Linked DNA regions of Homo sapiens: all the other regions are linked to region 2. A link is a contact called in ENCODE Hi-C data. All regions are on one chromosome and are shown on one strand. Each heading gives the region's core, a stretch centred on a gene start or an enhancer-like site at or near the end of the contact. The rest is flanking DNA. Distances are from core to core; before and after follow the strand shown.

Region 1 (4,772 bases), core at 1,802-4,301, 570 kb before region 2:
CTTTGTTCTTTCGCTCTTTGCAACAAATCTTGCTGCTGCTCACTCTTTGGGTCCACCTTGCTTTTATGAGCTGTAACACTCACAGCAAAGGTCTGCAGCTTCACTCCTGAAGCCAACGAGACCACGAACCCACCGGGAGGAACGAACAACTCCAGACGCACCGCCTTAAGAGCTGTAACACTCACGGCAAAGGTCCGCAGCTTCACTCCTGAGCCAGTGAGACCAGGAACCCACCAGAAGGAAGAAACTCCAAACACATCCGAACATCAGAAGGAACAAACTCCGGACACACCGCCTTTAAGAACTGTAACACTCACCGCAAGGGTCCGTGGCTTCATTCTTGAAGTCAGTGAGACCAAGAACCCACCAATTCCGGACACACCAGTATGAATAAAAAGCATCCACCCTGTCACCAGCAAGTCCTCTACTCAGAAAGTACTGACCCAAGTCTGGGAGAGCAGCCAATTCAAATGTGCAGGGCTGGAGCTTGTGAACACAGCCACTGTTTTCCATTGCACATCTTCATCTCAGTAGTAACATGGCCACTCCTGGGGAACTTGTGGCAGGGATCCCAAGGTGAAGCAGCACAGATGTCTACAAACTGTGTAGTGACAGTGGCTCAGAGCCTCCAGACTCCTACCTCTGCATGGTGGCCTCCTGCCTTCAACAACTCACTGGGCCTCATGAAGATGCCTTCCATGGCTTTCCAGTCGTTGCTCGGCTTGGCTAGGCCAGACCATGCGTCTCTTTTTGCCCACTGATGGGTCCACCATATCGTTCTCCTGTGACAGACAGCGGTTCCTCAATGGAAGAATGTTTGAACCACCCCTCACCATCTCTCACCCAGTAGGGCCCGTTACAGAGTATGGTCCAGTCATCCAGGTGACTACCTTCACCTTCCTCACCAAAAGCACCCACTTCCTGGTTTTCAGAAAGTTGTGGAGGTTTCAGCCAGTGTTGACATGTGTCAGCCGGATGGGCTGGCAGCACTTGATGGGGGTTCCCCTCTCACCAGCTGTGGTGATCTTACCCATATTCTCCAGTAACTGTTGCTGTCATCCATGGAGGTTACACTTGTCACTGACTGCTGCCCAGTACCTGACCCATAGAGCACATCGTGTGACTGCAGATGGACACTGTAGTGCATTTCGAGCAGCTTCACCATAGAGCCGCGAGTAACAGCCAGATTGGACGCTCCCACGGTGTTCCACAAACCCCCAGACAGCAGTAGCGGAACCACAGCCATCCTAGCTGGATTCGGAGCCCCAGATCTTCCAGAAATAAATTTTTTTTAAAGAAAGGCAAAACATATACTCTGAAAACTGAAACATTTGTTTAAAGAACTTAAAGATTGGCTGGGCCCCGTGGCTCATGCCTGTTATCCCAGCATTTGGGGAGGCGAAGGTGGGAGGATTGTTGAGCCCAGGAGTTCAAGAACAGCCTGGGCAACATGGTGAGGCCCAGCTCTACAAAAAACTAAAAAAATTAGACAAGGGTGGTGGCATACACCTGTAGTCCCACCTACTCGGGAGGCTGAAGTGGGAGGATTGCTTGATCCTGGGAAGTCAAGGCTGCAGTGGGCTGTGATTGTGCCACTGCAGTCCAGCCTGGGCGACAGAGTGAGACCCTGTCTCAAAAAAAAAAAAAAAAATGGGTAGCATAGTGGCTCATACCTGTAATCCCAGCTACTCGAGAGGCTGAGGCAGGAGAATTGCTTGAACCCGGGAGGTGGAGGTTGCAGTGAGCCGAGATCACACCACTGCACTCCAGCCTGGGTGACAGAGCAAGACTCCATCTCAGGGGAAGAATATTACAAAAATTATCTGGGTGTGGTGGTGCTAGTCCCAGCTCCCTGGGAGGCTGAGGCACAAAAGTCCCTTGAACCTGGGAGGTGGAGGTAAGCCGAGATCGTGCCACTGCACTCCAGCCTGGGCAAGAGAGCAAGACTCTTATCTCAAAAAAAAAAAAAAAAAGGAAAAAAGAGAGAGAGAGAGAATCTGAGCCAGATCAGTATTAGACCTCTCAACAGCAATATTAGAAACTAGAAGTTTATGAAACAATGCCTTAAAGTTGCTGAGGGAAAATCATTATATACCCAGCCAAAGTATCAACCCAGTGTGAGGGTAGAAAATAAGACATTTTCAGACAAAAAAAAAAATTGTCTTCCGTGAAAACTTCCTCAGGAAGGAACTGGAGGATGTGCTCCACCCTAAAAGGGCATAAACCAAGAAAGAAGAAATGGAACCCAGAAAAATCAGAGATCCATAGAGGAAAGAGAAGAAATGACGTTGCAGAATGTTGGCAAAGGGAAGCCTCTGGATGACGACTGTGCTGCTGATCTGGAAAGCTTCTGGCTCAGATGGAGGCAGGAGAACTGAGGGCTCCAGAAAGGGTGTCTCAAGGGAAAAAAAAATTAAGGAACTGGAACTGATAGTGAAAATCAGTATTGAGAATTATCTTACTGGGCTTTTGCAGAAGATCTAATCATGGGTCAAAGAAAATAAGCAAGTGAAAAAAATGAGACAATGATTAACTCTGTGGGGGAAAGGAGATTGAAAAAGATAGTATATTAGTTGTTTCAGCCATAAACACTTTTTAGTGATTGTGAATGTAACCAAGAGTTGTGGTGGTATGATATTGAAAGGAGAGGAGAAAGAGTGTAAGTGAACCTCCTCTGTCACAATAGGGAGCCCTAGAGACAGCATCTAAATTGGACCTCTTGGGAGATAACCAGAATTGAAATCAATGCTTTATTTAGGGAGTAAAAACCAGAAGAAACAACTGAATAAGTTGAAATGGCTGCTTTTGGCGAGCAGGCTGACGTGGGGTAAAGAGCGTGTTATTTTTGTTGTAATCCTTTAGCATTCTCTGACTGTAAATACTCTGTACACATTATTTTGGGGAATAAAAACTGACCAGAAGAACTGTGAGGAGAAGCCATGACAACAGTAAGGCTGTTTCCTTTTGAGATTTTCCTGTCTGAAGCAATTCTCCTTTGGAAATTGAGCAAACAACCCCTCCCCATTTTTTCTGCTGTCTCATGAAGTGCATTCTCACTCCTGTGAATAATCTTGGGAGGCAGGTATTGATAAGGGTTCTTGGTGCTTTGTGAAATAGTAACTTGCATGTTGGTGACTCAGAGCAAGACTCTATCTCAAAGGCAGAACAGAAGTCAAAATTCCCACTTTTAAAAATTTTATTATTATTATTTTTCAGAGACAAGGTCGCACTCTGTCACCCAGGATGGAGCCCAGTAGCCCAATTGTAGCTCATTGCAACCTTGAATTACTGGGCGCAAGCGATCCTCTTGCTTCAGCCGCCCAAGTAGCTGGGACTACAGGCGGGCCCCACCATGCCCAGCTACCTTTTAAATTTTTTATAGAGACAGGGTCTTACTGTGTTGCCCAGGCTGGTCTCAAATCTCCTAGGCTCAATCTGTCCTCCCGCCTTGGCCTCCCAAAGTGCTGGATTAACGTTGTAAGCCACTGCACCTAACTAATATTCCCCCCCTTTTTTTTTTTTTGAGACGGAGTCTTGATCTGTTGCCAGGCTGGAGTGCAGTGGCGTGATCTTGGCTCACTGCAACCTCTGCTTCCCGGGTTCAAGTGATTCTCCTGCCTCAGCCTCCCAAGTAGCTGGGACTACAGGTGCTTGCCACCACGCCTAGCTCATTTTTTGTCTTTTTTGAGACAGTCTCACTCTGTTGCCCAGGTTGGAGTACAGTGGTGCAGTCTTGGCTCACTGCAAGCTCTGCCTCCTGGGTTCACACCATTCTCCTGTCTCAGCCTCCCCAGCAGCTGGGACTACAGGCGCCCACCACCATGCCAGGCTAATTTTTTGTATTTTTAATAGAGATGGGGTTTCACCGTGTTAACCAGGATGGTCTTGATCTCCTGACCTCGTGATCCTCCCACCTCGGCCTCCCGAAGTGCTGGGATTACAGGCGTGAGCCACCTCGCCTGGGCTTTAATTTTTATATTTTTAGTAGAGACGGGGTTTCACCATGTTGGCCAGGATGGTCTCAATCTCTTGACTTCGTGATCTGCCTGCCTCGGCCTCCCAAAGTGCTGGGATTACAGGTGTGAGTCACTGTGCCCGGCCTAATATTCCCATTTTACGCACAAGACAACATAGACCTCAAAAAGGGAAGTAACTCTCCAAAATCACACAGCCAGTGAGTGGCAGAGCTGGAGTCCTGACTCTCTTTTCTGTTTTCACACAGCTGGCCTCAGGCCCAGGGACCTCTTGGCCTTCATGCTTCCACTTCTCCCCTCTCTCCCAGCTGACCCCACCTTGCCTTCAGACACTTTCCACAATGTCCCTGGCTCTGAGCCCCACCCGGAGGGGATCCTTAATGTGAGCTATAGGCTTGAGCCCATGATCTCGTCACAGACTGAGCTCTCATCCTGATCACTCACTAAGCCCTGATCCTACCACAGAATGAGTCTTGGTCCTGGTCCTAGATAAAGCACTGAACCTGGTCATAGACTGAGCCCTGATGCTGGTCACAGACTGAGCCCCAGCCCCTTGCCACCAGTTCCATTAATAATGTATACAATTAAACACAAGTCGGGCCTGGCACAGAAGTCATGGATGGCTGGGTACCATCCCTCTCCAGTGTTGCAGAAATCCTGTCTCAGGGACAGAGCTTGTGAGGCTATGGCCTGGCTAGATGCTCTGGCATCGTTTCCCTCCATCCTCCACCAGAATTTATGCCACAGCTTGTGCCCATTCATTTCTGTCCCCTCCCGCTGCCCTCCCTGTGTGGGTGG
Region 2 (4,656 bases), core at 1,253-3,752:
GATGAGTGAGTGGTGGGGGTTTCGTGGGTGGGTAGGAAAAGGTGTGAAGAAGAGAAACAGGATCTAAGAGGGGAAATAGGGAATGAATTTCAGTAGTAGTAGCAGGCTTTAAAAGAAGTACATCCAGCCAATATCTAGTCTGCTAACGTGTTCTGATCTCTCTTCCTCTACATTATCAAACATTAATCTGTTACTGAACTAATGTTACTGAACATTAATTACTGAAAAGGTAACTGGGTTTGCACTGTAGCAGAAGCATAATTATGCAAACAACAATAATAAAGGAAAAGAAGGACCTGCCTGCAAAGGAGAGAGTATGTTCCCAAGCCCACAGGAGAAAGATATCACCTCTAAGCTAGACACAGAACTATCAGGCAGACAGTTTTACTCTCATAGAAAAAGCAAGACCAAGCAAGCTGCTCTTGGGTCTAAGCTTTTCAAATTTCCCTGATCAAATTGCCAGCCTGCTTGTTGAGTGGACTGAGCCATACTAACTGGACATTATAGCCTCAAAAAGAATCCAATTTCAACAACATGAAAGAAACACGCAAGGAGGCAAGAGTCTCAAATTGCAATCGTCACTCAAAAGCAAACGGGGGAATTCCTCTGGAGATTTTAAAGTTAATTAATTTGAAACAGATATCAACATTGTCTGAACAACAAGTTAATGCTGCTTCTTTTTTATAAACAGCGAAGTAAATCTCTTCACATCCCCTTTCTTTCTGATTCATTTCTATTATGATATTCTCTGACAAACACAAAAAGAAAAGTCTTTCGGGCCAAAAGCATTCTGGGGGCAGGTTTATCTGCATTCTTACCAATCAGTCTCCAAACACACATCACTTTCACACCCTCTTCTCCTTTTACTCCCCCACCTCTCCCCTGCAGGCCCTCACCCCCAACAAACTTCACTTGAGTTATGTTTCTTCAGCAAGTCTCCATAACTGAATGGATTACTATGCAAGGGCAATTTTAGGTGAACAGGACTTGCAACATGGCGTACAATTTTGTCATCACATGAAAGAAGCTGCACTGCACATGTTGGGACTTGATATCTGCATTGTTCCAGTGTTTTAGGATTGGGTCGAAAGACAAAAAACAAAGTGTCTTTAGTATCTTCAAAAATTCACGGAGAAGTAATCACATCTTCAGCAATAAAAACTGCTTGGATTTAAGATTTTTTCCAGGTTAGAGTAAAAAAGGGTACAATTTTTAAAGCTAGGCCAATTAGTAGAGATTAAAAATTCTCATTTTCTGTTTATCTTATAGCCCTGTTTGTGCCTTTTGTGTTCTGTGAAAGATTCGCATTCCAATTTGCCTCTTACTGCCTTTACTTCCTCTCTTGGCACTTCAGAAAGTGTGAGTTACGCTTGCAGCAATACTTTCATTCTGCTTTAGCTCTTCTTACAGTGTAAAAAAGCATGACAAGATTTACATCCACATTAAATTCAGTTGGCAAAAGTGTTCATTTAAAATGAAAACAATTTGGGTCAAAGAAAATTACAGAATAAAGCAAATAATTCGGTGTTCATTTTAAATGTCCTCATAGTCATTACAGTCAATCAATCACGATCGGAATAACTTCTCAACCAAGTCCTGCCAGTCACTGAACAACTGCTTCTTGTCTTGTGGCACCATCTTCTCTGAATGCTGTCCCCAGCAGAGGGGGAGGTGTCCCTCCCACAGCCTCTTATAGTAAGACTGAGATGACTCAGTTCTACAACTCAATACACACACCCTCCCCCAAAGAGCCCATTTTCCCGCAGTCCCTAAGCAGCCAGCGATCCAAACAATGCCACCTGCCTACATTTGGAGAACTTATGTCTCAAATCTAAACCTCTTCATCCCTTCACACGGGCCCCTCCCCCATTTCCCCTAAAGTTCCCGGACCACCAAGCCGGGTACAACGGACTACCTGCAGCTTTGAACCCGGCCTGCTGACCATTCCCCTGCTTTTGCTGCCGGATTCTTTTGGCCCCGGGCCCCTGTAAGCCCCACAGCCCACCTTCCCGGTCACCCCTGCACGCCTCCCCCCATTCTTTATTCACCTCCCCCCATTCAGCCCTATCATTTTTACCTCTACCAACCCTCCCAGCCAATCCGCTGGCTCTTCCGATGGCCCCCGCCCCACCTATCTGCGCGCCCACTCAGCTCCAGGGCCCCTCACCCTTCTCATCGCTTTATCTCAAACGCTTTATCTCAAATGCCCTAATGGGCACAGGGCGCTCGGGGCTCCCGCGGCGCTCTCACTTTCCTTCGCGGTCCCCGCGCCCCCGACTCGCGCATTCCCCTCTCTCTCTACACCTGCCTCGGCTCCTGGCCTCGGCCCCTCCACCTGTCGCAGCCTCCTCTCCCGCCATGCCTGAGGGAGCCCGGACCCGGGCCACTTACCTGTGCGGGGCACTCCGGGTTTTCGGGCGGCGGAGGAGGCGGCAGCTCAGGCCCCGGCGCGGCAGCTGCGTCTCGGACTCCTCCGCAGCCGGGGGCCACAGCCGGGGCGGGGCCCGCACCGGAAGCGGCGCCGCGGGGCTGGACCGCCAGCCAGGGGCGGGGGCGGGGGCGGGGCGGGGCCACAGGGGGCGGGGCGGGACCGAAGCCGGAAGCTGCTAGAAAGGGACCGGGGGGCGGGGTGGGACGAGGCGGAAGTGACTCCTACGGACCGCGCAGCCCGACTGAGTTGTGGGAGGAAGCGAATGGAAGCGGGCGGAAGCCTCGGCCAATGGCAAAGTGCGGACACAGAGGGGTTCCGGTGTGAGCACTTCCGCGGGGAGTTGAAAAGAGCTGGGCGGGAGATCGTGTTCTCCGAGCGTTTTCTATTGCGGAGGTTGGTGTGGCTTGGGCGGTTGGCTGGGAGGAAAGTAACTAAAGAGCAGAGGAGTGTAGGGTTTGCCGTCGCTTCGGTCCCCTCCTCAATCTCCTGCCTTCAAGCCGGTCTTCCTCAGAGGTTCTCGTGTTTAGATCAGCTTGTCTCTAAACTTCTCCGCTCCTTCCTGGGACAGAGACCTGGCTGTCCCGAGAATGTTGCGTCCCTTGAAACTTTCTCACATGAATTAGTATTCTCAGGTCTCAGTTTGCAGAGGTCGGGATTATGTGCCAGGTGCTGTCACCTCTTGTAAAAACACTTGCTTCTTCAGCCCTTCCCCTTAGACTCTGTCACCTACTTCACCCCGTTTGGAGATAATCTGCCGATCTGTGTATCCAGCTCCTTGTCTGTCTCCCGTCTGACCATCTTTGATAATTTCAGAGCCTATGTGGCCAACCCATTCAACATCGGGCCTCGTCTTTAGCGACCCTTATATCAGCCTCCCAATCCCAGTTAAAACCTGGACCTTGTCCCTCCAAACGCTATCGCGTCACGACTCAGTAATTTGAACAACCCTCTTTTCAACCACAGCCTGCTATTCTCTCAGCTTGACTACTTTTGAATTATAGGCCTGATGCAGTAGCTCACGCCTGTAATTTCAGCACTTTGGAAGGCTGAGGCAGGCGAATCTCTTGGGCCCAGTAGTTGGAGAGCAGCCTGGGCAACAAGGCGATACCCCATCTCTACAAAAAATACAAAGTTTAATGAGGCGTTTTGGCGCATGCCTGTGGTCCCATCTACTCGGAAGGCTGAGGTGGGAGATCACCTGAGCCCAGGAGAGGCGGAGGTTGCAGTGAGCCATGATTGTGCCACTGCACTCCAGCCTGGGTGACAGAGACACTGTTCCCCCCCCCCAAAAAAAATAGAATTACAGCATAACTGTTATTACTGTTATTTCACTTTTTTTTTTTAGAAGGAGTCTTGCTCTGTCGCCCAGGCTGGAGTGCAGTGGCGCAACCTCAGCTCACTGCAACCTCCGCCTCCTGGGTTCAAGCAATTCTACTGCCTCAGCCTCTCGAGTAGCTAGGATTACAGGTGTGCGCCACCAAGCCAGCTAATTTTTGCATTTTTAGTAGAGACAGGTTTCGCCATGTTGGCCAGGCTGGTCTCGAAGTCCTGAACTCAGGTGATCCGCTCGCCTCGGCCTCCCATAGTGCTGGGATTACAGGCGTAAGCCACTGCACCCGGCCTGTTCTTTCACTTTATCAGAGCAGAGCATCTAATCGGTTGAAAGCCTCTACTTTATCTCTTATACATTAATCCCCTCTTCACTTCCTTCCTTATCCATTTTAGATTCAGTGGTACATTAATACAGTCCTGCCCCTACTTAATCTTAATCCCACCACAACACTCCTTTTTCCCCAACGAAATCCCTCACCCTGGATGGACCTATGTGTTTCTCCTTGCTTGTACCTTGTCATAGAAAGTTGTCCTGTTGCTGGGCGTGGTGGCTCATGCCTGTAATCCCAACACTTTGGGAGGCCGAGGTGGGCGGATCACGAGGTCAGGAGTTAGAAACCAGCCTGGCCAATATGGTGAAACCCCGTCTCTACTAAAAATACAAAAATTAGCTGGGTGTGGTGGCGCATGCCTGTAGTCCCAGCTACTGGGGAGGCTGAGGCAGAAGAATCGCTTGAACCTGGACGGCGGAGGTTGCAGTTAGCCGAGATCACGCCACTGCACTCCAGTCTGGGTGACAGAGCAAGATTTCATCTCAAAAACAAAAAAATTGTCCTGTTGAGGCCGAGCACGATGGCTCATGCCTGTAATCCCAGCACTTTGGGAGTCCGAGG
Region 3 (4,463 bases), core at 1,855-4,354, 910 kb after region 2:
TACAGTGTATGTAAATCTTGAACAACAAAAAAATACAAATTCCTAAATTCTTTTAAAGAAGTTACTGACTTAGGCCGGGCGCGGTGGCTCACGCCTGTAATCCCAGCACTTTGGGAGGCCGAGGCAGGTGGATCACAAGGTCAGGAAATCGAGACCATCCTGGCTAACACAGTGAAACCCCGTCTTTACTAAAAACATAAAAAATTAGCCGGGCGTGGTGGCAAGAGCCCGTAGTCTCAGCTACTCGGGAGGGTGAAGTAGGAGAATGGCATGAACCCGAGAGGCAGAGCTTGCAGTGAGCCGAGATCGCGCCACTGCACTCCAGCCTGGGAGACAGAGCGAGACTCCGTCTCAAAAAAAAAAAAAAAAAAAAAAAAAAAGGAAGTTACTGACTTAGACCAGGCATGGTGGCTCACTCACGCCTGTAATCCCAGCACTTTGGGAGGCTGAGGCAGGCAGATCACCTGAGGTCAGGAGTTTGAGACCAGCCTGGCCAACATGGCAAAACTCTTGTCTCTACTAAAAATACAAAAATTAGCTGGGCATGCTGGCGGATGCCTGTAATCCCAGCTACTTTGGAGGCCGAGGCACAAGAATCTCTTGACCCCGGGAGACGGAGGTTGCAGTAAGCCGAGATCCCGCCACTTCACTCCAGCCTGGGCAACAGAGCAAGACTCCATCTCAAAAAAAAAATTACAGAATTATTAAAAGGTCTTAGTTATTATGTATTTTCTCGATGAAAAGTGACAAAGTACAGCTACTATCATGTGGAATTTGGTGACATTTCTCCCTGGGTAAAAGGGTTTTTTCATAACTGCAGGTTTTGAGAGTTGACTGGTAACACCCATACTTAAAAATGTTCTTCCCAGATCACTTTTTGCAAGCATGAGATAAGAAGAAGAATACAAAGCTGGAGTCAGAATTGTAGTAGCAGCATCAACATCAACATGAGTGTTTACTATGCACCAGAAACTGTTCTAAACATTGCACATAAATTTACTCATTTATTCCTTCTATAATCTTGGAAGGTAGGTGCTATCATTAGCACCATTTGACAGAAAATAAGGTCCAGAGAGATTAGGTCATTTGCCTAAGATGACAGAGCTCCTGGATGGTAATGTTGGTGTTGTGGACTTGAATTTCATCTTTCCATTAGCCGGAACAGTCTATGTTATGTCACAGGAACAAATACCCCTTGAATCTCACAGTTTAATTCAACAGAGGGTACCTGTTCTGTATGGGTTAGCAGGGGGGTTAAGCTTATTATGCTAACTCAGGGACTAATGCTGACACAAGGTTCGTTTTGATATATGCTTTCATCGTCATGATCAGTAATCACTACCAAGACGAAAGAGTATGGGAAAGAGTCTAAACTGGAAATGAAATGCTTCTGCTTGAAGCAATGCATGTTACTTTACACATTTCACTGACCCAAGCACATCCAATGCCACTCCCGACTTCAAGGGGACAAGAAAATGCACTTCTACCATGAGTCTATTAACAAGCAAACCAGATTGTTGGCATTAATGATTAATACAAACATTCTGAGAGCTGGAGCCGTTCGTGTCCTCCTTTGGCTTCAGCTTCCCTATCCACAAAAAGACCATGATCATTTTGTAAGAATCTCTTGTTGTAAGGATCAAAGAGCCACATTTGTTACAGCTATAATGAGGCAGAATGGTTGCATCCAACCAAAGCTTCCATCAGCTGAAAATCTTGATCCCACCACAGGCAGCCCTGTAGCCCTCCTTACTGGGCTGTCTGCAGAATGGCCTTTGTCCAGATGAAGGTACATGCCAATCTTTTTGTCACTCACACACCTGAGGTTTTGAAGGACATAGTTTTCACTTCAATCAACAACATGCCATAGTGGTCCTGGCCTTTGCTAGAAATTTTGGTCTGGAACCACCAGCTGTTCAGTTCCTGTTGAAAGTTCCAGACCACTTTAGCTTGATAGAGATTGCGAGGGTCTCCTTCTTCCAGGTCCTCCAAACCCTCTCTTTAAATCAAGTCAGGCCACCAGGACTGTTTACTTGGCCCCTCAGAGTTTCCACAGACACTCCCAGGACGTCTGCTGTGAGTCAGGGATGAGCTAAGCCATAGAAATTCCTTTGCCAACCACAAGCCCTGAGGGTAGTACAAAAAATACCCCTAAAAAGAGCATTTCCCAAACTTCTATGCAAACAGTAGTAACCACACTGCCAATCACCCTCCAGAGTGCTTTGCTAGATCCTTTCCTATGGGGCCATTTGACCCTTCCTCACTCCTCTGCTAGCCTAGGCAGTGCACTCCATGAGGACGGGGACTACCTTTTCATGTGGGTTTCACTATGTGCCTGGCACACAGCACGTTCTCAATAAATGTTTTCCGCATTAAGACGCTTCTTAGGAGTCTTCATGTAAGTTCATACACGACTTCCTTGTAGAATTGTGTCAATGAACATGCAATTAGGCTAGCTGAACTTCAGGCCCTGAGAGTCTATGAAGCTAAAATAAGGCCCAGATGTGGGGTGGGAGGGGGAGTAGGCAGAGGCGGCAAAGGAGGACATTTCAGGCAAAGGGAGCAGATGTCCAGGCAGGAAAGCACAAGGTAACGGGGGCACAGGGGGCGCACCACTTTTCCTGGAAGGAAAAAACAGCAGATGAGAGAAGGAGGTTGGAGCCAGTTACCAGTAGAGGTCTATGTTCAAAGTCCAGAAGGAAGAAACAGCAGGACGGGGACAAAGAGAGGAAGGAGGAAAGGAGGCACGGTGTATGAAACTCTGTAGCCAAGAGCGCTAACAAATGAAAGGCAGGATGGGTGGAGGAAATGTACTGTGTTCCAAAGCTTCCTCTTATTTATGGGTGCTCCCGGGCCACAGAGGAGTAAACTGAAGGACTTCCCAGCTCCCCACTGCCCAGAGAGCTAGCGGAGTCCCGCCTCGCCCCGTCACATGGCCAGAGGCGCCCTCGGCACGTGACCTACCTCGCGCTAGGCCAATCAGCCTCTGCAGGGGCGGGGCCACCGAGTCCGCGGGGCGGGAGTCTCCGTCGGAGCCGCCTCTTCTCGCGATCCTTGCGGCGGTCGCTCCTCAGCCGCCCACGACCCGGAGCGAAGGTCTCGCGAGGCCTGGGCGCTGCGGCGGCAGGAGGAGGACGGGGAAGGACGGAGCCGAGCCGCGGCTGCCTCCCTCGCTCACTCCCTCGCGCACTCGCCCGCCCCCTCCCTCCCTCCCCTCCCTTCCCCGGCCCCGGCTCTGGCCCCGGCCCATTCGCTGTTGGGTCTTCTGCTAGGGAGGATGTCGGGTTCGTCGCTGCCCAGCGCCCTGGCCCTCTCGCTGTTGCTGGTCTCTGGCTCCCTCCTCCCAGGGCCAGGCGCCGCTCAGAACGGTAAGCGGGGCGCCGGGGGCGGGCCGGGCGGGGGTTGAGGGGCGCCGGGGCCGGAGGGGGCCCGGCTCTGGCCTGAGGAGACGCTGGAGCTCGGGGAAGGGGGCCGAGTGGGCGTCTGAGGGGCTGCGGGTCCGAGAGGAGGTACCGGCTGCGGGTTTGAGGAGGCGCGGGTGTGAGGACCGGAGGCTCCTATCCGAGCGGCGGGGGCGTCCGGGGTGAGCCCGAGGTGTTGCCCACTCGGAGGCTCCACGTCGTGGGGCTCGTCGTGCCGGGTCGGCGAGGGGACACGGAGGAAGCCGACGTGGGGAGCTGGAGTAGCGGGGGCGGATGAGGAGGGGGCGCAGCTCTTAGGGAGGGTGGCACAAGACCGGCGTTTGTGTTCCGGGCGACGGGGATGGTGGTGTCCGTCAGGCCCCCCGGGAGCTGGGGTCGTCCAGGATTCTACTGAGGCCCCGTAGGACTGGTGACATCCTTAAAAATAAGGGGGAAATTGGGGGGAAGAGAGTCCTGAGGAACACTAATGGTGAGCTGAGTACTAGAGACCAAAGGAGGGGGTAAAGAATCAGGGAACCTTGGATCTAGGGATAGAGGGAAGGTGGGTGGGAAGATGAGGGAGTGGGTTGACTGCAGTAGGGGACCTGGAGAGAGAAGCAGCAGTGTCTCCAAATGAGCTGGGGGAAGAGGGCTGGGTTTGCTAAAGAGGGTGGAGTGCTGGGCATTCTAGGGTAGTGGTTGGGAGAGCAAAAAGGAGTTTCTAAATAAGGAGAGGAAAATGAGCAGAGGATGGAGGGAAAGGGTTGGAACTGAGGTGGGGGAATATTTATTAGAGAAGTAAGGAGGCCTGGGTATAGAGATGGGGGTGGGGGAAGACGAAAAATAAGGGAAGGGAGTAAAATGCAGGAAGTCGGGGGTGTAATGTTGGTTTGCAGTGTGGAGGATAAATTAGGGAAGGGAGGAGTTGGGATGTGGCAAATGCTGTATGATATTGGTCGGGCCTTTGGGAAAACAGGGACACATAGCTGCAACTAATTGCAGTGGTGGGATTGAGGGCAGTGACTGGCGACAGGGAGATGGGGAAGTGGATTTTTGAGATTT

Evidence for each region. A loop is a pair of places that touch in the nucleus more often than their neighbours do. Pooled maps may share reads with other maps.
Region 1: a loop to region 2 is called in a map with no recorded cell type, with 7 times the contacts of the local background. The contact joins the enhancer-like site here to the promoter of ARID3B in region 2. A Hi-C loop is called at or near these places in 3 of 37 single-sample maps with no recorded cell type and 1 of 50 pooled maps.
Region 3: a loop to region 2 is called in a map of B cell, with 28 times the contacts of the local background. The contact joins the promoter of NPTN here to the promoter of ARID3B in region 2. A Hi-C loop is called at or near these places in 2 of 168 maps with a recorded cell type or tissue (B cell and CD4-positive, alpha-beta T cell), 2 of 37 single-sample maps with no recorded cell type and 10 of 50 pooled maps.

The regions. Positions count from the first base shown.
Region 1 is chr15:75,110,735-75,115,506 of GRCh38, reverse strand. LOC124903529 (a long non-coding RNA gene) reads right to left here. Exons shown (of 2, transcript XR_007064720.1): 2 at 3,179-4,772. It also overlaps the pseudogene LOC100128721. Among named protein-coding and RNA genes, the nearest start is that of C15orf39, 89 kb to the left of the region's middle. RefSeq lists enhancers at 2,283-2,352, 2,373-2,422, 2,453-2,542, 4,468-4,537. Within about 2 kb of position 3,051, at least 4 of the 41 ENCODE cell types and tissues checked have a DNase peak (open chromatin) inside an H3K27ac peak, as active enhancers do.
Region 2 is chr15:74,539,066-74,543,721 of GRCh38, reverse strand. ARID3B (AT-rich interaction domain 3B) reads right to left here and starts at 2,502. Exons shown (of 9, transcript NM_006465.4): 1 at 2,392-2,502. It overlaps LOC124903528 (a long non-coding RNA gene), which reads left to right and starts at 2,634. Exons shown (of 2, transcript XR_007064719.1): 1 at 2,634-2,824. RefSeq lists enhancers at 1,507-1,566, 2,917-3,066, 2,641-3,182, 3,117-3,246 and silencers at 1,556-1,740, 2,257-2,616.
Region 3 is chr15:73,632,030-73,636,492 of GRCh38, reverse strand. It overlaps NPTN (neuroplastin), which reads left to right and starts at 3,104. Exons shown (of 9, transcript NM_012428.4): 1 at 3,104-3,368. The coding sequence starts at 3,278. It overlaps LOC105370891 (a long non-coding RNA gene), which reads right to left and starts at 76. Exons shown (of 3, transcript XR_932451.3): 1 at 1-76. RefSeq lists silencers at 2,948-3,247, 3,328-3,587.